Linked DNA regions of Homo sapiens: region 2 is linked to region 1. The links are chromatin loops, found by intact Hi-C in ENCODE. Cell type or tissue: endothelial cell of umbilical vein. All regions are shown on one strand. Links, peaks and the distances in the headings refer to the core of each region. The heading gives the core; the rest is flanking DNA.

Evidence for each region. Peaks named below come from ENCODE experiments on the same cell type or tissue, not always from the same donor. Only the 100,000 strongest peaks of a DNase experiment are listed, where the experiment ranks them.
Region 2: it touches region 1 in a loop (4-fold over the local background); 4 of 110 quality-filtered maps call a loop at or near these places.

Annotation. Positions count from the first base shown.
Region 1 is chr7:82,997,933-83,013,665 of GRCh38, reverse strand. All of the region lies in intron 3 of PCLO (piccolo presynaptic cytomatrix protein), which reads left to right. Among named protein-coding and RNA genes, the nearest start is that of PCLO, 160 kb to the left of the region's middle. In endothelial cell of umbilical vein, for the core only: no CTCF peak of the experiment used is centred there; no DNase peak of the experiment used is centred there.
Region 2 is chr7:83,261,551-83,277,283 of GRCh38, reverse strand. No RefSeq gene overlaps it. Among named protein-coding and RNA genes, the nearest start is that of PCLO, 110 kb to the right of the region's middle. In endothelial cell of umbilical vein, for the core only: no CTCF peak of the experiment used is centred there; a DNase peak (open chromatin) is centred at 5,883.

The DNA of each region.
Region 1 (15,733 bases), core at 3,960-8,959:
ATTGATTAGAACCCAACTGAAGTTTCAGGGCTACCCTACTGTGAAATCTTCCTGGTCAGGGATGTGCCTTATTTAGATTGGCATCTCTGTCATCAAGCGTTCAGCTCCAGCTCTGGGAAGCATCCAGTGTTTATTTACCCAAAAGTAAATAGGTGCACCTTGTTGTAGACACTATGCAAGGCACTTCTATACACACTTTTAATTTTATCTTGACAACAACCCTGAAGAAAACGGCATTATCACTACTTTGAATGAAGAAACTCAGATATATAGAGGTTAAAAGACTGAATATACGAGAAGGCATATATAATTCATAAGGTATCATGTAATAATGCAGTGCAGTGTACCAAGGAGAATTTCCTGTTAAATTCTGAAATACTTTACATATATTTTGCCAAACTGAAATGTAAAACTTATATTATTAATGGTGTATTGTTATCAGTTTATATCAGACCCCTTCAGAAATGTACTTTTTTTTATCATTACAGAATATCTCACATGTGATTTTTATTTTTATTATAAGTGCCATATTCACTTTTATTTATATACCTAGCTGGAAAATATATGTATATATGTATATGATCTTAGGAATTAGAAAGCTGAGCAGCAAGGTGTATATTGAGAGCAAGGAGGCGTGCAGTGTGGGATGAGTATTGAACTCATATAGCAAATTTGAAACTCATCACCTTCTTTCCAGTGTGGCAGCATAGGGAAGTTGTGACTTTCCTTCTCTGCATTGGTTGAACTCCATCAGTATCTCGTAAGTTATATAACTCATTTTGGTTGTGCTTTCAAAACTAATCTAAAACTAAAACACCTGGTCTGTTTTATTATCTCAGATTAGAGTTTAATCTAGAGGTTTTGATCTGGTAGCCTACAGGCCAGAATCAGTAAACAGGGATGTTTTCTTGAGCTGTGCTGTACTAGTCACCAAGGTGTTCTGTTTTGTTTATAAAGAGGTTAATTGATTATGAATATTTGAACCCCAAGGGGTTTCATATAAAAATCTGGGCTTCTGGCTTTTTTTTTTTTTTTTTTTTTTTTCCTTGAGACAGAGTTTCACTTTTGTTGCCCAGGCTGGAGTGCAATTGTGCGATCTCGGCTCACCGCAACCTCTGCCTCCTGGGTTCAAGTGATTCTCCTGCCTCAGCCTCCTGAGTAGCTGGGATTACAGGTGCCCGCCACCACTCCTGGCTAATTTTGTATTTTTAGTAGAGATGGGGTTTTTCCATGTTGGTCAGGCTGGTCTCAAACTCCTGACCTCAGGTGATCCGCCCACCTCGGCCTCCCAAAGTGCTGGGATTATAGGCATGAGTCACTGCACCTGGCTGGCTTTTCCTTAAAAACAATTATCAGTCAACTCTAGGCTCCTATTTCCTCCAAGTAACAATTGATAGGAACTCAGTAGTAACTTCCCCCAGATGAAAGATGCGTATTCTGCAGTTTACAATAGTTCACACCACTTCCTATTATATCTCTGAAAATACTCATAAAATTTATTATTATGCTGATGTAGTGGTTTTTCCTGTATCTGATTTGCTTTACTCATTTGTCAGTTCTTTGAGTTTGTGAACAGTGGTTTGTTAAGTGTGAGTTTTTAAAAATAGTGTATATGATACAATAAATACATATAATTTCATCTGTCAATTTAAATAAATAAATAAATTTGTAAAAAGTAATAAAAATAAAAACATTTTAGCATTTCAAAAAAAAAGATATTATATACTCATCTCTGATTCTCAGTGCCTAGCAGAGTCTGTCATTCAGAAGATGCTGAATGTCTGTTGAATGAATAACTGAATGAATTCCTAAGGTAGATTTCAATATTACATCTGTTAGAAGCTAATTTGGGGATCTTTAAAGTGCATATCAACCAGTGTTGCTTTTTGGGCTGTGTGTGTGTATGTGTCTGTGTTTGTGTGTGTGTACCAGATGTAAAGCAAGATGAAATTTAGTCACAATTGTATCTTTGGAAGTCAAGTTTAAGAGAAGTGAGTCAGTGGTTTGAAGCCAAATTTGGATGATATTTTTAAAATTCTCTTAGGATTTGTTTTTTTTTTTCAGCTTAAAATTATAGTATTAGACATTTACATTTCATTGTGATGTATTTGTCTTGATCCTATTTATTTGTAAGTTCCTCAGAATAAAATCACATAATGAGATTTGTAGAGAATAAAAATATTCTCCAATTCTGTTGTTTTTGTCTTAGCAGAATGTGCATGGTCCTCACTATGGCATTTATCTAACAGTGTTCAACAAATATGCAACAAGTATCAGATTAATCAAACAATGACAAAAAACTTAAAAAGTAATCACATAAAATGTTTAAAACAAGTATACAATAATTATAGTTTTTTTGAAAAAAATATAAAATTTAGCTAGTTCACACTGGGTCTAAAATATATATTTTGTTAATTTTTATAAGTTAAAGATATTTCTTTTTAGATTGGATAAATTTCACATGGTAGTTTTGAGAAGACAAGGTAAATAAAAGTTTTTCATTATCTCCTGAAAAAGCAAGAAAAGTAGACCATCACGGTACAGTTTAATAAGAGCAGCATTAGAATTACCACTAAGATATTAACAAAGATTAAAGGCCAAAAGTTGACTTTGTAAAGGGATAGTTTCATACAAGATCATGTGTGTGCTGAGATTCTCATATAGTTCGGCAGTGGAAATTATGCCAGAGGTAAGAGCATATAGGATTAAAGTTGGAAAGAAAGAATTTATGTTTGGGTATGACAGGTATTCATATGGGTCGAAAGCAAGAGAGTATGGTGATAGATGAGACTAGACCAGATGTCAAGCAAATAAATTATTGAAGGATTTATTGGAAAAAAGATTTAGAGATTTATTCTTTACATGGAGGAGGGACATTTATGTATTATAGGCGGAGAGTGACATGATTATATTAGTGCTTTGGAAATATCACTAAGGTGATATGTGAAGTGTGGATGATTTATGCTTCAGATAGGGATAAACTGGAGGGAGGGAGAAAAGTTAGGAGATAATTTCAGTAGTTTGAGAGGCAAGGCAAGATGGTAATAGGAATATGAAATATATATTATATTAAAATATAATTATTTTATAATTACTTACATATATACAATTATTTGTATATGATATAAAATAAAATATAAATCAATATTTAGGAGGCTGGATTATCATGTTTGGTGGCCAAAATAATATTGGTCTTAAGTGAAGGATAATTTCAGTTTTTCCTGAATTGGATGTCAACTAGATGGATTGGATATCGGTGCTATTCAATACATTTGATTTTGGAGATACACAGGAATAGATTGGAAGGGTTTTGTTGAGAATGAGGAGTAGATTAAGAGTGAATTTAGCTTGGGGTACGATGAGTTGAGATACCTAAAAAATATTCAACTGGGGACATCATAAGAAGTTGTAAATGTGAATTTCGAGCCAAAGCTATTTGTTGACATTGAGAAGGATGTGCTGCTTGAAGTAGTTCTAGAATGGAGTGCTAGGAAACACTGATATTTAAGGTCATGAAGAAAATAATGCTTATAAGAAACAGACATTGTGTGACAGTTACCCCTTTAATCCTCATGACAATTCTATGTGATAGGTACAGATATCATCCACAATGTAATGTGGAGTTTGTTGAGGCACCAAGAGGCCAGGTAACTTGCTCAGTAGTGAGAAGTGGTATCCAGAAATGTCAAAGAAAAATAGAGAGTGGTGCTCACCACTTGTCATGTTACAAATTAATGTATTCTCAAAAATAATGTCTTAATTGACTATTTAGAGAATCTTTAGTAAATAGTTATTATATTCTAACCTTAAGACTTTGTTATTCTAGTATTTAGAGAATGCTTTTAAACATCATGCATAGGCAATCTGTAGATAATGGGTATGGAACCCAATAACATTTGTCTTTTTCTAGAATAAAGAAACTCTTATATAAATTTTTCTAATCTAATTTAAATCTTTACCTAAGAAATAAGTATTTATTTTAAATTTATATTATTTCCATTCCAGGCAATAGCTTATATCAAGAAGTCATTCAATTTGATACGAGCTTTGTATTCTCTGTATATTATCAAATGTATTTTAACTAATCTCTTAGTACAGAAATTATAAAAGGATTTCATTATGTACTTTCAGGCCACAGAATAAAAATTTCTCTTTGAAAAGCAAGCTATTATCTCCTTCTCATTATACTTCAACCATTTATTTAAAGTTGGTGGAATTCATAATTAAATAGAAATTGGAAATCTTTGGCACAGATGGGCTAAATAACTTGCTCACAAATCACAAAGAAAACACACTGACTTCAGGCTGTCATCCTTCTCTAGTGTTAATTTCACAGTATCAAAATGATTTGTCCAAATAATTATTTTCTATCTTTATGTTAAACATTATGCCAATGAGTTCATTTGGTACTAGTGAAATTATTTATCTCTAAAAATGTTCAGATATTACATAATATTCTGAGTCTGTGGTTAATCCATTGCTTGCTAGTCAGGGAGCTAAGCATGGAGACAAGAAAGAACCAGTAGACATGCTATATTTAGACATTTAAAAATATATTTTCTAGTACCCACTAAAAAGGCTATCTTAAAATAAGTTAAAATGAATTAAGGTTTAGGTAATTTTTCTGTATGGGATATTTATGGGTATAGAATTGCTGGAGAGATTAACTTTTTTTTGGCCTTTATATAAATGTCTCAGGAAACTGATTTTTTTTATATTTGCTTAATATATCTTTTTTCCATCGCTTTAGCTTTAGATTTCTATGGCACTTTGAGTGTGTTTCTTATCTAAACATATATATTTATAATGTATCATTATACATACATAATGATATATATCATATATTCATTTTAACCAGTCATTTTTGTCTATGTATACCAATATGATAATTGATATGTTTAGGTATATTTGTTGAAATATTCCTGACCTTGTTAATACTAGCTGTACTATCTGAGTCAACCTATTATACATTTTTAGTCTTTCCTACCTAACCCTGCAAAGCATTCTTTCTCCCTCTCTTGGCTACGTATTCTTAGCCTTTTCAGGAATCCACGATAGGAAACATTAGATGTTGGTATTGAATTGGTGGAAAGACCGTGAACTTTGCAGTCCAGTCAACCTGAATTGGCCTCAGTTTCTCATTTTACTAACAGTAATCTTGAAACTTGATGAACTTACTTGTAAAATAGGGATAATGTCCACCTTATAGGATTAGGTTTATATTAAATTACAAAATACATAAATGTGTCATGTACAGGAAGCATTAAAAAAGATTAGATTCCTACTCCCACAAGTTATAGCTTATTAAAACTTTCAGACTTTCTTGTTGGTTTTATATTAACCGGTTTTTAACAAATGGGGTAATTCTATATTTTAATGACTATTTTGACCTTAAAAGAAGATATTTAGGCTCTTAAATGTAAAACATTAAAAATAGTTAATTCCTTTGAGGACAAATTGCTAATATACAATCTTTATTTTTCACAGCAGGGAAGAGAGTGGAATCCTATAATAAACATAGTTTGGTCATGTGTTTTACATATTTCTTATGCCTTTTGTATGTATGTGTGTGTATTTATTACACAAATAACAGGTATTACTTGGAATATAGGGTAGGCTTTGCAAAGAAATAAAAGTATAAAATGACATACTAACCAATCTTTAAGTAATAATTACAGTTTTTATTATATATCATTCTGTATTTTTCCTCACACATGTAGATGTCCAAATAAAGCAGGTAACAATAGCAGCAGCTAACATTTACTGAGCATGTCCATGTCTCAGACACTGTTAAGTACACTACATAGATTTTATCACATAATCCTAATAACAACTCTCTGAAGTAGATAACATGCCCTCATTCTGTAGATGTCTAGACTAAGGTTTAGAGAGGTTCTACTCAGTGAACTAACTTGCCATTATTTCATAACCATAAGTGATGGAAAATAACCAAACCCAGGCAGTCTGACTCTACAAACCCACACTCTTACATTCTACCCTAAATGTCCTCCCCCAATAAATATTTTATGATACATATATTTTCTTACCTATTTTTCCACTAGTTAATAAGAAATGGATATCTTATCATCGTAATTTTTAAAAATTGCTACATAATATTTCTCTATATAGAAATAAGTTGCCAAAGTGATTCCCTATTATTGGAAATTTAAGTTGTTATCGTTTTTCCATAGCTATAAAATATATAGTACTTTCCATTTTTCCATTATTTGTCTAGTTATGATTTTAATATGCCCTTTATATTAACAAAACAGCTGATAAATATTTTACCACTTTACACAACAATGTATTCACCTGTTTCCCTAACTCATTGCCAACAGTGTTTTACCTTATTTTATAATTTTTCAAGTGTTCTCTCAAGACATCATTTTGCATTTCTTTGATTACCTGTGAAGTTGTGTTTCTATACTTTTTTCCCTTGGGAATTGTTTGCTCATATGCCTTGACTGTTTTTCTGTTGGAGAATTTTTAAGTTTCTAAGGAGAAGACAAATTACTAATTTAAGTCCATATCACTATTCCAATAACTTTTTTATTGAGGCCCTACTAATTTACAGGCAATGGTCAAGGACCTTGGGATACATCTATAAACAAAGCAAACAAAAATTCTCTGTCCTTGTGACGTTTATATTCTAGTGGTAGTAGGTAGACAATAAGTAAATTAACGTAATAAATACATAAAATATAGCATGCTATAATGTGGCAAATGGTAAGGAAAAGGTAAAAAGCATACCAGTATAAGGGAGACTGTGTAGGCTAAGGAACCAGGGAGAATTTCAATTTTAAATATGTGGTCATCACTGAAGAGTAAATATTTGAGCAAAGACTTAAAATGATTTTGTGTAATAAAAACAAGGAAGGGGTAGGTAACAAGTAATGCGTTTAATAAATATTATAGAGACTTTTTTGTAACTTGTAGGAATTTCCATCTATAAAGTATGATCCATGCAATTTCCCCATTATGAAATTCAAGTATACAACACTATTCTTAGGGGCACTTAATTGAAATGAAAAGAAGGAGTATACTCAGCATGTTGAATAAAAATAATACTGTCTTTGTTTAAATTTTTTTTTACTGTATTTCCAAGGTTCAATGAAGGAATAATTATTGTTTTGCTGTGCAGCATCTCTTATGAAACAGCAGTATGAGAAAGGAACTGTAAATGTTTTAAATTGTTGTTCCTATACTACTTTGCCATCTACCATGTCTGTAATTCTCAAATCCATAAAAATAAATTATTGTTCAAAATATTTGTAAATAAACCATAAAACTATCTATTAACTTTACCATGTGCTGTGAAACATATTCAAGTATTTTTTTCTGTTTGTTTATAGTTTTTAAACATGTAATTCTAAATGCCACATTCTGTGGATTAAAGTTTTACATTTCTATTATGTTATTAACTCACGAATATCTTTTAAACTTAGAAGTCCAATCTAAAGTTGATCTCATTTAAAATGGTATAGAGTAAATTATTTTTAAAGCTGTGGCTCTTTTCTATCAAAAGTTGCTGGTGCTGTTATTGTCTTAAACCCTTTGGAAGGGGGGACCTTGTTAATTGTATTAACTGAAAGCCATAAAATGCATTGCGTACAGTTAAAATCAAGTGTCATGTTTGCCAAGGCAAATAGAGCTTTAAAAGTGTACCTATTCATAAGGAAACAAACAAAAATTCATACTTTTGACTTTGCTCCTATATTTTACTGTAATGGCTGTAATTAGAACATTGCTCCAAATTACAAATGAAGGCATTTGCTGTATATTTTTTCCTTAATTTCAAAGTTGATTCCATATTATTTTATTTAAATAGATAATTTGGCTAGGTAATTTGAAAGTTGTATTCCTTTACTAAAACATGCAAAATATTTAACTCAGCTTCCCCTAACCCAGCTTTTTAAGGCATAATTAACAAATAAAAAGTATGTATATTTAAGGTGTACAACCTGATGTTTTCATATACCTACCTGTACACTGTGAAATGACTGCTGCAGCCAAGCAGATAAACATATTCATCACTTCATATAGTTACTTTTCTTCCTTGCTTGCTTGTTTGTACTTTTTTGTCCCCCTGGTGGTGAGGGTACTTAAGATTTACTCTCTTAGAAAACTCAAGTATACAATACATTGCAATTAACTATACTCACCATGCTGTACTTTAGATCTCCAAAACTTATTCATTCTGCATAACTAAAACGTTTTACCCTTTGACCAACCTCTCCCCATCTTTTTCAACTTCCAGCCCCTGGCAGCCACTACTCTGCTCTCTGTTTCTGTGAGTTCGACTTCTTTAGATTCCACATATAATTGAGAGTATGCAGTATTTTTCATCCTGTTTCTGTCTTATTACACTTAGCATAATGTCTTTTAGGTTTATCCATGTTGTCACAAATGACACGATTCTCTTCATTTTTAAGGCTGAATGATATTCCATTGTATATAATGGGAGTACAGATATTTCTTTGACATATTAATTTTATTTCTTTTTAATATATACCCAAAAGCTGCATTGCTGGATCATATGGTAGTTCTTTTCTAAATTTTTTGAGAAACACTTATACTGTTTTCTCTGTCTGTACTAATTTACATTCCCTCCTACAATGTATCTTCCTACCCTTTCCAACACTTATTATATGACTTTTTGATAATAATCACTCTTAACAGGTGTAAGGTGATATATCATTGTGTTTTTGATTCGCGTTTTCCTGATGATTAGTGATGTTGAGCACCTTTCCATATACCTAATATTTACTTGTATGACTTATAATAAAAAAAACTATCCATGTCCTTTGCCCATTTTAAAATTAGGTTATGTGTTTTGTGCTATTGAGTTGTATTAGAGTTCCTTATTTTTTTTGGATATTAGCACTTTATCAGATATATGTTTTTCAAATATTTTCTCTCATTCTGTAGGTTTTCTTTTTATTTTATTGTTTCCTTTGCTATGGAAAATACATCTTAGTTTGATGTAGTCAACTTGTTTACTTTGCTTTTGTTTTTTAGTGTTATGTTTTTTAGTGTTATATCTAAAAAATCATTGCCAAAACCAATGTCAAGGAACTTTTATCTGTTTTCTTGCAGGATTTTTATGGTTTTTATGGTTTCACACTTTATGTTTAAGTCTTTAATCCATCTTGAGTTGCTTTTTTGTATATGGTGTAAGACACATGTGTAAGCGTCCAATTTCATTATTTTTCATGTGGATATCCAGTTTCCCCAACACCACCTGTTGAAGAGATTATTCTTTTCTGTTGTATATTCTTGGAGTCTTTGTTGAAGATTAGTTGACTGTAAATGCTTGGGCTTATTTTTCTGCTCTGTTCTATTTCATTGTTCTATGTGTCTGTTTCTGTGCCAGTACCAGACTGTTTTGACTATCACAGCTTTGCAATATAATTTGAAATCAAGAAGTATGATACCTATACCTTTGTTGATTCTCAAGATTGCCTTGGCTGTTTGGGATCTTTTGTGGTTCCGTACAAATGTTAGGATTTTTGTTCCATTTCTGTGGAAAATGTCACTGGAATTTTGATAGACGTTTCATTTTGCTTTTCATCATTGAGAATGTGGTTAGGTGCGAGCTTCTCATGTATGACTTCGTAGAAATTATGAGCATACAAATAAGAGGAAAGAAGATTGAATCAGCAATAAACAATTTCCCAACAAAGAAAAGCCCAATACCAGATAACTTCATGGGTGAAGTCTACCAAACTTTTTTTTTTTTAGTTAATACAAATCCTTCTCAAACTCTTCCAAAAAAGTTAAAAAGGAGGGAACACTTCCAAACTCATTTTGTAAGGCAAGAATTACCCCGATATGAAAGCCAGACAAGGATGTTACAAGAAAAGAAAACTCAGGCCAATATTCCTGGTGAACATAGATGCAAAAATCCTCAACAAAATGTTAGCATCCCAAATTCAACAGCATATTAAAAGGATCAAGCAGCATACTTAAGGGGGATTTATCCTTAGGATGCAAAGATGGTGCAACATATGCAAATCAATAAGTGTGAAACACCACATTAATAGAGGAAGGATAAAATCCTATCATCTCAACGGATGTAGAAAAAGCATTTAATAAAATTCAACATTCTTTCATGGTAAAACCTCTTAACTCTGCTTTTAACCATTGACATAGTCATCCATATTTCCATATTTTTATGTGTTTCCATCCCATCTAAGCCATTTAGCAATGATTCTACTATAAACACACACAAATACACACAGAAGCACACCTACCCCCAACATAAAAATGATCAAAGCTAACATTAAATATTTGTTGAGTATGCATTTATAAGAAATCTTGACTATAAACACAGGGAATATTTTATTCTTAGTCTTTTCTCAAAATTCTAGTTTATTTTATAAAAACTTTATTTGTTAAAATATTAGTATATAATATTACATATAAACGTATGCATAAAATAATATATATTTGAGATTTCTTATCGTATATTTTAAAATTTTATAATGAAATTATTTGTATTTTGTGATGGGTAATCTATGTATATGTTAATGGGAGATAAAATATAAAATATAGGTAAGAAAAAAATTGAAAACCACCTGTAGAAATCCAATTGTAGTTTAACACTTAAAATGTGAAGATATGATCTTTCAGATATATTTCCATTAAGGTATATGGCAAGGAAAAATAAATCTAAAATGACAAATTTAAAATATCAAATGAAAAAACATTTGCAGTACATAAGACAAAATATTTTTATAATATAAATAGGGAAAATATATTATGTTAATATTGTTATTTTTAATCTCTTGCTTACCATTAGACCTCAGAACACTGAACAGTACCTGGCACATACATATTATTTGCATAGTAAATATTTACGAGTAAATGAATGAATGAATGGCTGCTTCTTAATCAGTTATTTTCGCTTTTTGTGGAGTCTTTCCATATCAATAAAGGCAAATTTGTATCACCATTTAAATGACACTACAGTATAACATTATCTTGTCGAACTATAATTTGTTTAATCTATTTTCTATTGTTGCATTTTAATGCTTTAACAATTCTGAGTATTTTAAAAGATGTTGGAGTGGTTAATAATAAAGAATTTTGTAAATTCTTTAGAATTCTCATTTAAAAATTGAAATTATTTGTATTAAAGCCAAATTAAAATAAATTGAAGTATGATTTTAGAGTATGTAAAAATTGCATTGTCAACTACAGAATATACATTGTGTGGGGAATAAAAGAATAAATGTGAAAGACAAACAATAACACACTATAAGGAATGATCAGTAAAATTTAGATGCAAAAGAAACTTCAAGAAATGGAAGATAAAATTATTACATTGAAAACATTAATGGGTTAAAGACATAAATAGTTATAGCCTAAGAGATAATTAATGAATAGGAAGCCGTATGATAAACAGTATTTAACAGAGAGAGAAGGATGGAAAATATAAATGAGAAGTTAGGAATATAGATAATAGAATGAGAAAAAGATCTAGTATATGTCCAATTAGAGATCCAGAAAGGAGTACTAGAAAGAAAGGAGAAAGGCAGCATTTGAAGATAAAATAGCTGAAAACTAGGAGGAGAAGTGGAGTCACAGAACCTGGAGGAACTAAGTATCCCAAGAAAGAGAATTAAAAAGAAATCTATAGCTAGACTCATCATAGTGATACCAAAGAAGCCTGATAGGACCTGGGCATAGAGTCCCTGTGGTAGAATATTATAGTAACATGCTCCCATGAGTCACACCTCTCAGAATCCCAAACCTTTATGTAGTCACTTAGTCCTGTGACATACTTTTGTGAATTGAACATCAACAAACAGCGCAAGCAGAGGCTGAGTAAGTGTGTGCATCGGAGCCTGTCCCTTTGGAATTATTCCCTGAAACTGCCATGAGATGCCAGAATGAAAGTGCAGTGAAAAGATGGATCCAGCTATAAATCAGCACCATGAGGCAGACATGCACATGAGGCCATTTTGTTCTGCCCAGCCCAGTCCACTCACCAGCTGAGTATAGCTTCATGAGAAACCCCAGCTAACCTACAGGGTCATGGGAAATACAAATGGTTTTGTTCTCAGCCGCTAAGTTTGAAAGTCAGGAATAAGTATCTGATTAAGTCACCAAGGTTTTCTTTCTTACTTCCTTTGTGTGTGTGTGTGTGTGTGTGTGTTTGTATGTGTGTTAGAGTGAACAAAGCTCTTCAGCACAGCCTTGATTTTTTTTTCATTAGACATACCTGCTAATGTATTCAGTTATGTAACATGGAATGTGAATTAGTCATGAAGATTTTTCTGTTTATGCAAGAAATTATTTTTTCACTCTAACATACATTCAGTATCCTTCAGATAATTGGCATTACTTCTTATCCATCGCAGGAATATGTAGGGTTTTGGCTGTTTCTCTTTCTGTACCCGTACGTCTTGAATCTTTTTACCTGCCATTCCACTGACATACCATAGGACCGTGGTTTCCAGACTTTTAAAATTCACAAAACATTAAAATTGAGAGGAAATAATGTGTCTGCAGTAAGTTTGTCAAATTTTTATTTTATTTGATGTTATAGAACAAACAAGTATCAAAACCCTACTAAATACATTATTATTTTGAAAAGATACAGATATTTTTAGCAGCAAAAATGTTGGAAGAACAAAATCTCAAAAGAAAGTAGTACACTTTAATTTAAAAATGTTTGGCTTCATGAAAAACTCACTAATTTCTTTCTCATTATGCTAGATACTGGTAAAAAAAATGAATTGACAGTAACCTATATATTGAATACATTATTACTATTATTGTTTTGAACAAATTTATCAGTTAAATTAATTAAGAATAAAAACACTTTTTATTTTACTTCACTTATTCCTTTTTGATACTCTTACTTACTTTATGTAGATCCAAGTTAATACCTATTAGTTTCCTTTTGTCTAAAGCTGAGGTCGTCAACCCCTGGGTAACAGACTGGCCTGTTAGGAACTTGGCCACACAGCAGGACATGAGCAGCAGACCAGTGAGCAAGTGGCATTAGACTCTCAAAGGAGTGTGAACCCTACTGTGAACTGTGCATGCCAGGGATCCAGGTTGCACACTGCTTATGAAAATCTAATGCCTGATGATCTAAGGTGGAACAGTTTCATCCTGAAACCATCCCCCACATCCCGCACATCCATGGAAAAAATTGTCTTGCATGAAACTGGTCCCTGGTGCCAAAAAGTTAGGGGACATCTGGTCTAAAGGACTTCTTTTAACATTTCTTACAAGGCAGGTCTACTGGCAACAAATTTCCTCAATTTTTACTTGATAAGTTCTTTATTTCTCCTTTACTTTGTAGAGATAGTTTCAGAGTATAGAATTCTATACTCTGGTTTATTTTCTCTCTCTCTCTCTCTCTCTCTCTCTCTCTCTCTCTCAACACTTTGAATATTTTACTCTACTCTTTTCCTGCTTCCATGGTTTCTGAGGAAATGTGAGATGTAATTATTATCTTCATTCCTCTGTAAGTAAGGTGTTTCCCTGACACACCACACTGGCTTTTTTCAGGATATTTTTCTGTATCTTTGATCCTCTGTGGTTTGAATATGATATACCTAGTTAATGATTTTGTTGGTGTGGTTTTTTTTTTGTTTGTTTTTTGTTTTTTGGCATTTATTCTGCTTGGTGTTCTCAGAGTTTCCTGGATCTGTGGTTCAGTGTCTGACATTAATTTGGAGGAATTCTCAGCCATTATTGTTTTAAACATTTCTTCTGTTTCTTTCTCTCTTCTTTTCTTTGTATTTCCATTATATATATTATATATAATATTATATATTATATTTTATATAATATTATATATTATATTTTATATTTAATATTATATATTATATTTTATATATAATATTATATATTATATTTTATATATAATATTATATATTATATTTTATATATAATATTATATATTATATTTTATATTTAATATTATATATTATATTTTATATTTAATATTATATATTATTTTATATATAATATATTTTATATTTTATATATAATATTATATTTTATATTTTAATATAATATTATATTTTATATTTTATATATAATATTATATTTTATATTTTAATATAATATTATATTTTATATTTTAATATAATATTATATTTTATATTTTAATATAATATTATATTTTATATTTTAATATAATATTATATATATTATATTTTATAATAATGGATATATATTATATATTTTATATAATGGAATAATATATAATAAAATATATAATATATTATATAATGGAATAGTATATATTATATAATGGAATAATATGTAATATATAATGGAAAAAGTATATATATTAAATATATATGGATATATTTATTACATATCCATATATATTTAATATATAATATTATATATCCATATATATTTAATATGTAATATTTATTATATATCCATATATATTTTATATAATATATATATCCATATATCTTTAATAGGTATCCCACAATTCTGGAATATTCTATTCTGTTGTTTTTTTTTTTCAGTCTTCATTCTCTGCTTTTTGGTTTTGGAGTTTCTATTGATATATTCTTGATATTTAATCTCAGAGATTCTTTAATTTGCCCACTATCCCATATACTAATAAGCCTATCAAAGGCATCTTTCATTTCTGTTACAGTGTTTTTTTTATCCCTAACATTAATTTTTTATTTTTTCTTAATATTTTCATTTATCTGCTCAAACCGTCCATCTGTTCTTACATGTTATATACTTCATCTATTAGAACAATTATCATATTAATTATACTTGTTTTAAATCTCCAGTCTGATCATTGCAACATTCTGCCATGCCTGGTTCTTGTGCTTGCTCTGTCTTTTCAAACTGTTGTTTTTGTTTTTGTTTTTGTTTTGTCTTTGAGTATTCCTTGTAATTTTTACTTGATAGCTGGATATGATGTATTGGGTAAAAGAAAGTGCTGTAAATAGGCCTTTAGTAATGTGGTGGTAAGGTGTGGGGCAGAGAAAGCATTCTCTAATCCTCTGATTAGGTCAAAGTCTTTAGTGAACATGTGCCTCTGGACTGTAAATTTCATGTTTCTCAGTCCACATTCTCTCCTTTATATGGGACAGGATATCTAGAGAGGCCTGGAGTTAGGTATTTTCTTTTCCCATGTGGAAGTCTAGAGCTGGCTGGAGTTGGCTATTTCCTTTCCCCCTAGTCAGTTAGACTGTAGTGAAACCCCAGCAGTTCAAGCACTGGATTAATAGTTGTTGTTGTTGTTGTTGTTGTTGTTGTTGTTGTTGTTGTTGTTTTTAAAGGACAGACCTTGTTGAGAGAAACAGAGTACACTGGCATATTTCAGCCTGGCACCTTTTCCTTTCCCCCTGCCTGAAGCATGAGAGGGTTTTTCCCCAAATATTTACTGTGAAAACCTAGTAGGTTTCTTGCTGATAAAACAAATAAAAGCATAACTCCCATTAGTGACTTGTTCTTCCTGGATTCAAACTCTCAGGCTTGTCCACACCAAGACTCCAGCAATTTGTCAATTAAAGTTCAGGTTTTCCAGCCCCAGTACTGGTTTCCGTAGAAGGTTTTGCTTCTGAGTTTCTGCACTGGTAAGTTGTGCTTCTCTGTATCTACCTGTCTCTCCAATTTTGAGAGTATTTGTGTGACCTGTGACTTCACTTCTCTTACAGATCTAAGAAGAGTTGTTGGTTTTTCAGTTTGTTCAGCTTTTTGGTTATTGTTAGAATGAAGTAGTGACTTCCAC
Region 2 (15,733 bases), core at 3,531-8,530, 260 kb before region 1:
ACAAAATAAACTGATTATATAAAAGAGCCAAACCTTAGAATAATTGATGTTCCTGGGGGAGAAGAGAAAGCAAAAAGTTTGAAAAACTTATTTGAGGTAATAATTGAGGAAAACTTCCCTGGCCTTGCTAGAGATTTAGATATTCAAATACAAGAAGTTCAAAGAACTCCTGCGAGAGTCATTGCAAAAAAGCTCATCAACAAGGAGTATAGTTATCAGGCTATCTAAAGCCAACATGAATGAAAGAATTCTAAGAGCAGTGAGACAAAAGCATCAGGTAAGCTATAAAGCAAAACCTATCAGAGTAACAGCAGACTACTCAAAAGAAACCTTACAAGCCAGAAGGGATTAGAGTCCTATCTTTAACCTTCATAAACATAATAGCTGTCAGCCAAGCGTTCTGTATCCAGCAAAACTAAGTTTCGTAAATGTAGGAGAAATAAAGTCATTTTCAGATAAGCAAATGCTGAGAGAATTTGGTACTACTAGACCAACCTTACAAGATACGCTAAACAGTGTTCTGAATCTTGAAACAGGTACTCAATATGCAGCAAAATAGCATGAAACTCACAGGGCCTATAAAACAATAACATAACAAAAAATCAAAGTGTCTAGATAACAACTAACATGATGAATGGAATAGTACCTTACATCTTAATATTAATGTTTAATGTAAATGTAGATAGATTGGAAGATACAGATTGGTAGAATGGATTAAAAAAATCACAAACCAAATATCTGCTGTCTTTAAGGGATGTACCTAACATGTAAGGATTTAGGTAAATTCAAGGTAAAGAGGTGGAAAAAGATCTTCCACCCAAAAGGAAACCGAAAGTGAGCAGGAGTAGCTATTCTTATGTCAGATAAGACAGACTGTAAAGTAACAACAGTAAAAAAAAAAAAAAAAAAAGACAAAGAAGGTCATTATATAATGATGATTAATCAAACAAGAAGATATGACAATCCTAAATTTATATGCACCTAACACTGCAGCTCCCACTACACTAACAGCACTAGACAGATCATCAAGACATAAAGTCAACAAAGAAACAATGGACTTAAACTACATTCTAGAACAAATGGACCTATCAGATATTTATGGTCCATTCTACCGAATAACTGTAGAATATACATTCTTCTCACCAGCACATGGAAAATTCTCCATGATAGATCATGTGATGGGCCACAAAACAAATTCTGATAAATTAAAAAAAAATCAAAGTCACATCAAGTATCTTCTTGGATCACAGTGAAATAAAACTAGAAATCAACTCCAAAAGGAACTCTCAAAACTATACAAATACATCAAAATTAAACAATATGTTTCTGAATGATTTTTAGATAACAATGAAATCAAGATAGAAATTTAAAAATTATTTGAAATAACTGATAACAGTGACACAAGTTTTCAAAGCCTCTGGGATACAGCAAAAGCAATGCTAAGAGGAAGGTTTATGTTACTCAATGATTACCTACATCAAAAAGTCTGAAAGATCACAAATTGACAACCTAATGTCACACTTCAAGGAACTAGAGAAACAAGAACAAACTAAACCCAAAGCTAGCAGAATAAAATAAATAACAATGATCAGAGCAGAACTAAATGAAATTGAAACAAACAAAAAAACAAAGGACAATGAAACAAAAAGCTGCTTCTTTGGAAAGATAAACAAAATTGATAAAACATTAGCTAGATTAACCAAGAAAATAAGAGAGAAGTTTCAAATAAGTTTAATTAGAAAGGAAACTGGAGGTATTACAACCAAAACCACAGGAATACAAAGATCAAGACTATTATGAACATCTCTATGTACACAAACTGGAAAACCTAAAGAAAAAGGATAAATTCCTGGAAGCATGCAACCCTCCTAGATTAAATCAAGAAGAAATAGATATTTGAACAGACAAATAACATGCAGCTAGATTGAATCGGTAATAAAAAAAATGCCAACAATATAAGCCTAGGGCCAGATGGATTCACAGCTGAATTTTATCAGACATTCAAAGAATTGGTACCAATCCTACTGAAACTATTCCAGAAGATTGAGAGAGAAGGAATCCTTAAATAATTCTATGAAGCAAGTACCACCCTGATACCCAAACCAGGAAAGGACATAACAAAAAAAGAAAGCTACAGACCAATATCCCTGATGAACATAGATGCAAAAATCCTCAGCAAAATGCTAACTAACCAAATCTAACAGCACATCAAAAAGATAATATACCATGATCAAGTGGGTTTCATCCCAGGGAGGCAGGGATGGTTTAACATATGCAAGTCAATGCATGTGATACATCATATAAACAGAAATAAAAACAAAAAAAGATTATTTCTTCAGATGCAGAAAAAGCATTTGATAAAATTAAGCATCACTTTATTATCAAAAACCCTCATCAAACTAGGCATAGAAGGAACTTATCTTAAGTTAATAAAAGCCATATATGGCAAACCCACAGTTGACATTATATTGAATGGGGAAAAATCAAAAGCATTCCCCTGAGAACTGAAACAAGATGAGGATGCCCACTTTCACTATTTTGTTTCAATACAGTACTGGAAATCCTAGCCAGAGAAATCAGGCAAGAGAAATAAATAAAGGGCATTCAAATTGAAAAAAGTCAAACTATCACTGTTTAACAATATGATCGTATACCTAAAAATCCCTAAAGACTCCTCCAAAGGACTCCTAGATTTGATAAATGACTGCAGTAAAGTCTCAGGTTAAGAAATCGATGTATATATCAGTATATATCAGTAGCACTACTAGGCGCCAACAACGACCAAGCTGCAAATCAAACCAATTCCTCAATCCCTTTTATAACAGCTACAAAAGAAATAAAATACCTAGGAATATATTTAACCAAGGAGTGAATGATCTCTACATGGAAAACTAAAAAACACTGCTGAAAGAAATAATAGATGACAAAAACAAATGTGAACACATCCTATGCTCATGGATTGGAAGAATCAATATTGTGAAAGTGATCATATTGCCCAAAGTGCTCTACACATTCAATGCAATTCCCATCAAAATACCAATATCATTTTTCACAGAATTAGAAACAAAAGTCCAAAATTCATATGGAAGCAAAAAAGAGCCTGAATAGCCAAAGCAATTCTAAGCAAAAATTCTGGAGACATCACATTACTGGACTTCAAATTATACTACAAGGCTAGGGTTACCAAAACAGCAGGGTACTAGTATAAAGTAGGCACATAGACCAATGGAACAAAATAGAGAACCCAGAAATAAACCCAAATGCTTACAACCAACTGGTCTTTAACAAAGCATACAAAAACATAAATTGGGAAAAGGATATCCTATTTAATAAATAGGGTATTTATTAAATATTAAATTAAATATTAAATATTAAATTATTAAATGTTAAATAGGGTATTAAATATTTAATAAATAATACATAAATAAATTGGGTATTTATTTATTAAATGCTAGCTAGCCACATGTAGAACTAGCTAGCCACATGTAGAAGAATGAAACTGGATCCTCATCTCTCACCTTATATAAAAATCAACCCAAGATGAATTAAAGAATTAAATGTAAGACCTGGAACCATGAAAATATAACGTTGGAAAACCTCTTCTGGACATTGGCCTAGGCAAAGAATTTATGACTGAAATCCCAAAAGCAAATACAACAAGAGCATAAATAAATGGGACCTAATTAAACTAAAGAGCTTTCTCTCATGATTGTTTCTTCTCATGAAGAATGGGAGAAAATATTTGAAAAGTATGCATCTGACAAAGGACTAGTATCCAGAATCTAGAAGGAACTCAAACAAATCAGCAAGAAAAATACATTTAATCCCATCAAAAACTGGGCAAAGAACATGAATAGACACTTCTCAAAAGAAGATATACAAGTGGCCAATAAACATATAAAAAATACTCAACATCAGTAATCATCAAGGAAGTGCAAATTAAAACCGCAATGAGATACGACTTATTCCTGTAAGAATGGCCATTGGCCAAAAAACAATAGATGTTGTCAGGGATGTGGTGAAAGCAGAACCCTTACACACTGCTGTTGGGAATGTAAATTAGTACAACCTCTATGGAAAAGAGTACAAAGATTCTTTAAAGAACTAAAAGTACATCTACCATTCAATCCAGTAATTCCACTACCCAGAGGGATTGTACGGCCAAAAAATAAAGAGGAGTAGTGGAATTACTGGATTGAATGGTAGATGTACTTTTCCTACCCAAAGGAAAAAAGGTCATTGCATAAAAAAGTCACATACATGTGTACATTTATTGCAGCACAATTCACAGTTGCAAAGATATGGAACCAGCCTGAGTGCCCATTGACCAATGAGTAGATAAAGAAAATGTGGTATATATACACCATGAAATACTATTCAGCCATAAAAAGAATGAAATAATGCCTTTTGCAGCAACTTGGATGTAACTGAGGCCATTATTCTTGGTGAAGTAACTCAAGAATGGAAAACCAAATATCATATGTACTCACTTATAAGCGGGAGCTAAGCTATGAGTATGCAAATGCATACAGAGTGACATAATGGACTTCGGAGACTCAGAAGGGACAGGGTGGGAAGGAGTTATGGAAGAAGAAACTACATATTGGGTAAAACGTACACTACTCGGGTGACAGGTGCATTAAAATCTCAGAATTCACCACTATATATTTCATTCATGTAACCAAAACCACTCGTACCCCAAAAGCTATTGAAATTTAAAAAATTATAACATTTAAGTGTGCATTTGAATGTCAGCAGTTGAATTTATTTAATCAGGGGTTTATTCTACTTCACCAGAAAAGGGAAACAATGGAGAAATGCTGTGATTGTTCCTTGCTTCTATGGTCAACATTTTGCATAATCTGAAGTCTCTCTTCCTTCTTGAGCATACTCACTAAAAGATTTATTAAGTTAGAAGTGCTAACCTATTTTTATTCAATTTTCTGTGTGAGGTCCAAACAAGCTGGATCCTTAAATCAGCATTTGAGAACTTTATGACTAAAAGAGCAACATCTACAAATAACACTATTTCACATAATGCATACCATTCAATAATATTTAGCAGAAAATATTTTTCCACTATTTTATAAAGAAAATATTTCCCTTCTATAGAATTCAAAAGTTTCTATGTTTTTTGGAGATGTTTTCCAGACAAAGGTGCTAAGCAGAGCAAGGGCCATGATAATAAATCAGGACTTTGTGTTCCCAGTCATATACACAGAAAATTCCTCTATTCCATAAAGCAATGTGTTATGTCTAGTTGAGAATAACTGTGTGCTGACTATAAATTGTACATTGAAAATGAAGAGAGTAACTTGGGGAGAGGATCTCGCTCTGTCACTCGGTGGCACTATCGCAGCTCACTGCAGCCTTGCCCTTCAGGGCTCAATCTGCCAGCCTCTGCCTCACAAATTCCTGGGACTACAGGTGTGAACCACCACACCTGGCCACAAGACTAAATACTTATCTTGCTTGTGGAGCAGGGCTCTTGGGAAAAGGTCATCACTTGCGATGTCACCAGCATAAAGTGATTATGATTCAGTATCTACAAACTTTAGCCTGGAGATATTAAATATTTAAGTGCATCATTAACCTCTAGCTTACTTTTTCATTAATATAATTTTTTTTAGTAAAAGTGGGATATAACTTTTTAGAGAACATTTTTAGCATTGAATAATTCAAATGTTATTGTTTTCAATTTTTTACTTCAAGTTCTGATGGAAAAATAACATGAAATGCCAAGATACCATATCCGCTCCTCACTGCTCACTGATTTTATAAAAACCTCTAAATTTGGTGTTGAATTATGCAGATCAGACACTAATGTGCACATGCTCTTCACTAAAAGCAGTTACTTCATTTGTCACAAGATGGTGCTGCACACAGTTCTAAATGGGCTACTCTTAGTAAAGAAACTTCACAGCATTCAAGAGAAAGGAGCACAGTCCTTGAACACTTCATATTTTGCTTCCAGGGTATGGGAAAGTATATTGAATGATAAGACAGAAGGAAATATAGCTTTCCAAACTCAGAGTTTGTGTTGCAAGGAATAGAAGAATTAAAATTCATTCTTTAGAATAATTTTAGTGTAGAACAGTTAAGAGAAAGAAGAGATATTCTCTAATAGATTCTGCCCAAAAGTCTTCTATTCATTTCACTTTGGGGTAGAATAGAAATAGTATGACCAAAAATGAAAGGGAAGGATGAAAAATTAGAGTATTAAAATGGTGATATTGAGCCCTGTATACCCACTTTTAAAAATGTGTAAGGGACATTAAAACTGTGAAAAGGAGAATCTCTTACTCCCATTTTATTTCTCACTGGACATAAGTACAGTCAAATTTGTCAACAGAATGGGCAACATTACATTGTATATATGCAGGCATAAGCAATGTGAGGGCAGAAACATCCATCTCTGGTTTTTAACACCTTCAAAGTGATTTTTTTTTTTTCAGAATGAATATCACTTTTCTGCTTAAACTCAGTAGCTTTCCATTGCACTCAGAATTAAGTCCAGGTTCCTGGAGTTTTACTTAAAGTACCAGAATATGAACTGTTGTTACAGATTTGCTATGACATAACGTACTGATGACACATGGAAAAATCAATCATATCAGTAAGCACACTGTTTGATTCAGCTGACCTTTTTCTTTCTTATCAAGACTTTCTCAATGAAGTCATGCCTTGATTAACTATGAACACTGCAGCACTGTCTTAGTGTGCCCCATGCTTACATCTACCTCTGCCACTTGGCTTTTTCTGACCCAGAGCTTCAGATGCTCAAACCGCTGTGACCTTTCAGCACCTAAAATGAATGAACCAAGTTACTTTTCATCATCAGGGGTATGCACGTACTGCTTCCTCTTTCTGAAATGCTTGTCCCTTCCTCTCTGTGATTTCTTTTCATCCTTCATCTCACACTTCAGATCTCAGAGAGGTGTACCCAGACCACCCAATCTAAAGTGGGTTATTCTATTTCATAGCACCGTATTCTTTTCCTTTTATTTATGTTATTGTAAATTGTAACTGTATACATAAATGATTCACAGGTTTCATGTTTCAAATAGATTTGAGAAAAGTGTATGATGGGCCCCTCAAGTAAGCCACACTGTTTATTAGCCTATGATAGATTCTGGGAAGTCCTAATCTAAAGAAACCTAATGAATTATACGGAATTCAGAGCTTCCAACATTTTTTTTAGTATTAACATTCTAGGAAGCCATATGGAATATTCTTTAGAAAACATTGCTCACATCCATCCACACTCTGCATTTTATAGAAGAGGAAACAGGTTCACGTTAGTGATTGCCCATGCTATAAATTTAGTTAGCAACAGTTAAGGGCTGTCTTTGATGGACACAATAATATTGACAGTAGATCTATTTCCATAGACACTGATTCCATTCATCTTTACTTTTTATTACATTTGCCTTACTATATTTGTGCTGTTTTTACCAATCTTTATTCTAGTAGCTCTTTTTAAAATAATCATGGAGTAGATTTTATCAGACTATACAAAATATTTATTTGGATACCTGCTTCTTATTTTTCTGACTACTCCTACCCCTAAAAGCTGTTATTCATTATTCTATTGCAGTTTGGCAGGTCTCTCTTGTAGCATGGATCAAGTAGAGTAACAAAAATTTATTTCAAAGCTGTTTCCCTTTTTTAATTTGAACTCTGAAAGGGAAGGGAGTTTGTTATTTATTTTTTATTCCTCACATTTATTCAGGGCCCCACAATAAATAAATGCTAGAGGATATAAATACAAAGCATGTTTCTCTAGAGGGACTCAAAGTCTGGAGAGGAGACTGCCATAAATACAAGCAATTATAATTTGTCAGACTTAGATGCTATGACAGAGATAGGTTAGCAGTGATGAAGGTTCTTGGACTGTTTTTCAAAGGTAGCAATATGGGAGTTTGATGAGACAAACAAACTATTTCACCATGTGAAGGGGAGGGCTAAAGGCAGAGGTAGCACCATAAGACAGTCATGTCGCGTTTCTCCCCTAAATGTTCCATCCTGGCTAAATGCTTTTAACCTTTAGGACTAACTGTCACACTCAAAGAGAAGACTTTCTGGGACTCTCACAAACCAAACCAGTGCCCCAGTTGTAATTTCCAATCACAACTTTTATGTCATATAATTCGAATCTAATATCGTCCATAATATTATGCAATTTTTATCAATATTTTCTACTATTTTCCATGAGTGGCAGACATGGTATTTTGTTCATTGGTGTATCCTTAGTATCTAGCAAAATGTATTGTACATAGTATGTTCTTGATAATTATTCATTGAACATGTGAAAAAGCTGAAAAATAGATGAGTTGCCTACTGTGGGTTATGGAGTGACAGAAGATGAAAAAATGTAGAGAAGAAGGTAGATTGTGAAGGCCAAGCTGAAGAGTCAAGATTTTATTTTATCACTGATGGTGTTTTGGGAGAAGAGTAAATCAACCAAGGTCATGTACAAAAGCATCCTAGGTAAGACCTTGTATCTAAGTTTTTTGACTCACTGATGAACTATTCCACAGTAAAATCACTGAACCTGACAGAATATACTATATAAATAGACTTTATTTATGTGTGTATATGTATTCTCATGATATAAGTCAACTATATGGAGTTGTTTTATTAACAATATAGTTATAAAATATAGTTACTGACAATATAGTCATTAATAAATTACTTTCTTAATCTCAGAGGTTTTTAAGATAGCATATATTAGCATATATATATATATAAACACACATATATTTAAGATAGTCTACCCCAGAGAAGTCTAGAAATCTAGGTCTCATTAATTCTTATCTCTTCTGGACTTACCTAAATTATTAGGTTAGTGGTTGATTACTTTCAAGTGTTTAAAAACAGTCTTAGTGTGTAGTAACTAAAAAAAATGTAATGCCTTACAGCTCTGTTGTCTGACATGGTAGCCTCTACCTATACGTTCCCATTTAAATTTAAATTAGTTAAAATTAAATAAACTTAAATATTTAGTTCCTTACATCCACCAAATTTAACATGCTCATAGCCACATTTTCAAGTGTTTCTTTGGTCATGGCAGAAAATTCTATTGAACAGTATCATAGTTTAGAGGGTTAACTAAAACAAAACAAAACAGAAACATCATTATGGTATCTTTCATTTTCTCAGTACTATATGTTTTTCAAAATCCCTTTTCCTGTGACATTTTACCTGACTCTGAGAATGAGCTGTTGAGGTGGAGTATGCAGGAAATACCATCATTACCATTGCTAAGATTAGAGAATTGAGAGAGAGAGACTAGCTCTACTGACCTATCAACTTCACATTGGTAGCAACACCAAGGCTTAAACGGAATAATTTTGACTAAACTACAGACAACTCTCCTGGGTGAGAGATACAAAGAAATACTTCTTGGTTATGGAGACTGAAAAAAACCCATTCTAAGAAAAAGCTAAAAGAAATGAAGAAAATATGGGATGAATATTCCTCCATCATAAAATCATCCTTTCTGTGATTCTATGTGATGATTTCTTAGCAGCACACTTTAGAACTGCATGACAAGATAAGATAGTAAGAGAAATATATGCATTTTAATCAAATCGAAGGAAATGTGGGTAGGAAAGCAATCTTCAGCAAATAATGTAAAGAGCTGAAAACCCCCCAGTCATCCCATGCAAGGTTGTTTATCTGACTGGCTGTAATGAGTGGCTAATTTACAGTGAGAGAGCCGCAGCAGCTTCCTAGCAACATCCTTAAGTCTAGCATTTCACAATCACTCAGGCATCCAAGCAGCCCTGCCATTTCATAGTTCTCTATCTTCCTTTTGTTTATATATGCAAGCAAATGAGGGGAAATAAAATGGGAAGAATATCATAGCAGCTCTATTTACAAAGATACACTCCATAAAATAGATTAACAGAAAAAAATGTTTAACAAATAAAACATTGTAAAACCTTCAGCTGAAGATCCAAAGCTATAAATCACATAAAATTCATGACCCATAGTACAATGTGTTACTCATAAAATTTCAATTTGTGTAAGTGAATGTTGTTCCTGGTTACACATAAAGACACAAAGCTGTAATACGGTTTCCATAGGAGACAGTTTTCACAACATCTCTCCTCACTTTACATGTGGCCTGAAGAAATTTTGATTGAGGACTTCGGGATATACATTTGGGGAGGCTAAGAACAGCATCTGAGCCATGAGATTAAAAAGAATATTCCACGTGCTGCATATTAGGCTTAATATTATAGGGAAAAGTTAAATAAAGCAAGGTAAGATTTCTAGGCTCTTTACAAATGAGTATAAATATTTGTTGAATGAATAAACATATCTGAAGGATGTCTTCTAACTTTTAGGTTATCTCTTGACTGTTCATTATGTCATTCATCACAATAGAAAAGTTGCTTAGTAAAATAAAATGTAGTGGATTTTATGCTGATGTTAATCAGCTTCTCTTCTCTCCCTTCTTTTCTTTCCTCCCTCCCTCCTCTTCTCCTGCCCCACTTTCTCCAAACCTTATTACCGAGATGGCTCTATTTGTACTCTTGGCATGATTAAGAATTGGTTGTTTATTTTAACCCAGAAAATTTGTACTTTAACATGTATTAAGATAGAAAAATATAAGAATTAAGAAATACTTTTCTGGAAGGAACATCGAAGGGTTGAAGACTTTGAATTGTCAATAAACTCAATTTCATAATCTGTTTGCAGATGTTCTGGTAATAAGAGGACAATTATTTTGGTGTATATATATAATTATATATGTATATAGTATATATATGATTATATATGTATATAATATATATAACTAATATTTTCTCTAACTAGCCTTTCTTATATATACGTGATTACTAGCCACCCCTAAGTAGGTTGACCCTATAAATTGCCGTCCAAACAAGGAAATATTTAAAAGTGAAAGGGAAACTATTAATAATTAATTAAACAGACAGAGAAGTATATCCAAGAACAGTACCAAATAAACTGTGACATGTGTTTGTCCTACTCCTTATCTTAAAAGGTTATTATCACCAAAATATAATGCTTTCTGTATACCCTTGTTGACCAATGTAAAATGTAACTCCTTAGTAATAAATATTGTAGAGTACAGCTGACAAGACTCTTTATCTCTTGGTGAAATGCACAGTGATGATTTTTATTTGTAAGTATCTGAAGGCTCAGCTAGTTAGAAAGCAACTTTTCTTCCATAATGCTCAAGAACCTATGTCAATGTTTTCAGTTTGAAGTTCTGAGGCTCTTTTCCTCAGTGGCTCTGATCTGTCCAGAATTCATTTCTCTTTTTGGTACAACATCACAAGTCTGGAGGACTTTGAAAATGATTGCAGGTGCTTGATTCAAATATTCAATATTCTCTCTGTTCAGAAGTATATAAGCTGTGTTATTACATGGCCATTTTGATGATTCATATTTTAGAAGCTCACTGAATACAACACAGAAATATAGCATAAAATTTACCACATTGTAATTTTCTTTTTGAGTTGAATTAATGCTATCTCTGAACTGGTTAATGATCATAGGCTAGGTTTAAAAACTGCATACTTTCTTTTATTTTTAACTTCTTCTAAAAAAATGGAATACATGTGCAGGATGGACATGTTTTTTCCATAGCATACGTGTGCCACGGTGGTTTGCTGCACCTATGGACCCGTCCTCTAAGTTCCCTCCCCTCACCCCCTGACCCCCAACAGGCCCTGGTGTATGTTGTTCTCCTCTCTGTGCCCATGTGTTCTCAATGTTCAACTTCCACTCATGAGTGGGAACATGCAGTGTTTGGTTGTCTGTTTCTGTGTTTGTTTGCTGAGGATGATGGCTTCCAACTTCACCCATGTCCCTGCAAAGGACATGATCTCATTCCTTTTTATGAGTGAGAACATGTGGTGTTTGGTTTTTTGTTCACATGTTAAAAAAAAAAAAAAAACTGAATACTTTCAAACAATGTTTTGAAGCTGAGAAGTTTCCATTAAAGTTAATAGAAAAGTAACATAATCTGATAGGGCATAAATTAAAGAAAGCTTATAGAGGTATCTTCATTGTGATACAGATGTATAAGGAAAATAAGATAAAGAATTGAAGGCATAGGGACACCAGCATTGAAAGAAAACTAGGAAGTTTTATGTAGGCATACAGATAAAGATAAAGATACAAATAATGATATCAATTCAGAAATGTAATATATAATCAGGCCGGACGCAGTGGCTCGTGCCTATATCCCAGCACTTTGGGAGGACTAGGTGGGCAGATCACCTGAGGTCAGGGGTTTGAGACCAGCCTGGCAAACATGGTGAAAGCCTGTCTCTACTAAAAATTCAAAAACTAGCCAGTTTGGTGGTGTGCACTTCTAATCTCAGCTACATAGGAGGCTGAGGCAGGAGAATCGCTTGAACCAGGGAGGTGGAGGTTGCAGTGAGCCAAGATCATGCCTCTGCACTCCATCCTGGGTGACAGAGCCAGACTCCATCTCAAAAAAAAAAAAAAAGAAAAAGAAATATGATATATGATCAGAATTTTGTTTACTTGTTTACTTGTCCATTTTCAAAAGAATTATACAGAGAAGTTCAAGAGAATTTCTAAATAAGTAATTTATGCAATAGACCAGGGATAACTTCCAGCTCTTCTGTCTCTCCTAACTTCCCCTTCCCCTTCTTTTTCATTTGTATTCATGAGGGTACATCCAAACTGAAAGAAATAGAAAACACAAAGCAAACTGATGGAATATTAAGGAGTATATTTTGGTCATATTCCTAAATATTTCAGAGAAAGTATGATACGCAGGCATGGTTTGAACAGGGCTCTGGAGCCAACTCACTGTGATCCCCATGGGGTGCACACCTTCATGCTCAGGTGGCACCCTTCATGGTGGCAACATGGCTGTTGCAGTTCTAAGTTTGCTGTCTGTACTCCACACTGTTGAGAAGGGAATAAACAGTCATGTTATGGTATTGCTAGCCAAAGTCTCAAATTCTATGAGGATTGTTCAGTCTTGGGTAAAAGGAACAAATATTTTTGGTAAAGAAATACTCTGCTTCCAGAGTCAAGAGTTAATTCGGTCTTACTCAAACTGCATGGCTGCCACACCATTTGTTAAGTGTAGTGTACATGACAAATTAGTGTTAATAAAATTTCCCCAAGATAAATCTGGATACTAATAAAGAAGGGCAAGAGAAAGACCCAAAAACCATGCAATGAATGCATATTTATTTCCACTGAATGCTGCTCTTTTATTATAACTATTTCACCCATGATCTTCCATATTCTTGTGTATTTTTCCCATTAAGAGAAGTTAAAATCATAACATTTTTATGTTGGGGTGATCAGACCCAACACCAGGTCATGGGGGTGATGAAGTCCGGCGGAGTCAAAGGATTGAGAAAAAGACAGTTTGAGAAGTAAAGCTGGGACCGAGGGGCCATCGCGATCGTGGAGGCTGCGAAGGCCCCAAGCTCTGGGACCCCACGCTATTTATTGGTAATCCAACAGAGAAACAGGTGGTGAGAATGTGGAGGTCAAAAGGGCAGGCTTGTGATCTACAGCTGTGATGGTTTAGCACTTATTAGGAACATGTTCTGCTACTTGAGATAATGGAGAGCAGGTTCTTTTAACTCAAGATACAATCGATCCTGGGAGAGCAAGAAGCAAGGAGCCAGCAAGTCTAGACACATTCCAGAGCCAAGAACCCTGGATTTTATCCAAGCCACAAGGGATTTTATGCCCTGGGCTTACATTATGGTTTGTCAGGGTAGACTTCCACCCTTTAGCACAGAGCTTGGTGTTCCAAAGGCCACAAGGGGTTTTAGACCCTGGACCCCGGACATGTTCCAAGACTCTTTTACATTATATCAGACATGCAATCCCTGCCTCAGCTTCTCCCAGCACTCAGCCTTTCCCAACATTTTTACTTCAACAATTCATAAAATGTTTTTCAAAAGATAATTTCCATGGTAGAACACGACCTCCCACCACCATCAGTTTTGTTTTCTTTATGTCATAGATATTAGAGATCTCTCTCTATCCAGCCCCTAATATTCAATTCATCCTCTTTTAGCACAGTTATATTTTCCCTTCTGCCATCCCAGCTTTTTTTCAGTTATTCCCCAGGTGGGTTGAATTCCACTCTTCCATTTTAGAGAGAAGTTTCAATAGTTAGTTTATTTTGAAAAGGTGAGGTGCAAGCAACAAATCCAAACGTATTTCCTAAAATAACATTGATATGTTCAAATTTAATAGTAGTGTTTATGAAGCATATTTTGTTTTTGCCAGATTAAAATAAGATGGAGACAAATGTGAAATATGATATTTTAAGAAATTACAGTAAAAATACCACTAACAAATTATACAATACCTTTACCTACTTGAAATGGTGTCAATAGTTGGATATCATATATTCAGGAAAATATTTTTTAAATGATATATCCATAAAATGAAATCACATGAGCTATAAAAATTGAAGAAACTCTTTGTACATTAATGTGAAATGATGTCTACAATATTTTGATAAGTAAAGAAAATACATTATAGGCGAGATATATGTTATTATTTTTGCTGAAAACAACCAAGAAGATAACAATCAACATTTATTTACTTCAGTATGCATAATGATCTTTAGAAGTATGCATAAGAAACCAGTGGAAGTGGTTCCCCGTGCTGAGTGAGAAGGCAACTGGGCAATTAAGGGACATTTAAAATAAAATTTTTGATACATTTTAATGTCAAACTAAGCCAAAGCGAGCGTAATGTCAGTCTACATACGGTGGCAACATAAAGATGTGCTAACTTTGGGGGAAAAAAAGCTGAACTCTGATTTTGCCAACTATAGCATATGTAATATAATGTAATCTTTTTTTATGCTTCAAAATCTTGAATTACTCTGTGATTTTGTACTGAAGATTGATTGCCCTCATAAAAATCTCCAGAAGATATTGGAGAGAATTGTTATTTCTTAGCAAAATCACCATCCTGAATATTCCATTCTATTCAAGTTTCCCTTTCCATCACATCTCACTGAATGAAAATTCCATGAGGTAGGGATGTTTCCCCACTGTGTTCATTGCTGTGTCCTAGCACATAAATTAGTGCCTGATAACTAAGCCATAAGTATTTCTTACAAGAATAGGGATACTTTTGAATAAAGTACTGGCTCCACAAAGATAATAAGCCAATCATTACTTTAGGAAAATTGCTGTGGGATTTTTAAGGTTTGCTTATTAATTACTTATATTTTTTGCTTGATTCATTGCATTTATGAACAATTATTGTGGCTTATATTGAGGAAACAGCCACAATAGTGAATCAAGAAAGATACAATCTAAAAGTCGGGCAACCTTCATAGATTTTCATAGGATAATTTTCTAAATAATTGACAGGTTATCCTCCAAAAATAATTCCTTACGTTCAAGATAGTAACTAAGGTGAAGTGATGGATTATGGAATATTATATAAGATTGTGACACAGAGGGAACTATAAAAATATAATGTCTTTGAAACATCGGTGTTCCTCATATTCTGATCATTCTAGATCTTGAAAACATAGAATATAGGCTCTGATAATATGCTTTAGATTCTTGAAAACGTATGATGCTATCTAATGAACTTAACGTTCATATAAACAAAGAGCATCTTGTAATAACAATTTTCTATTAGTTGTTGCCCATTTATCTTTTCAGGATCCTACAAGTGATATTCCAAGTGTTTGATAGACTCCCTGAAGAGTCATATTAAA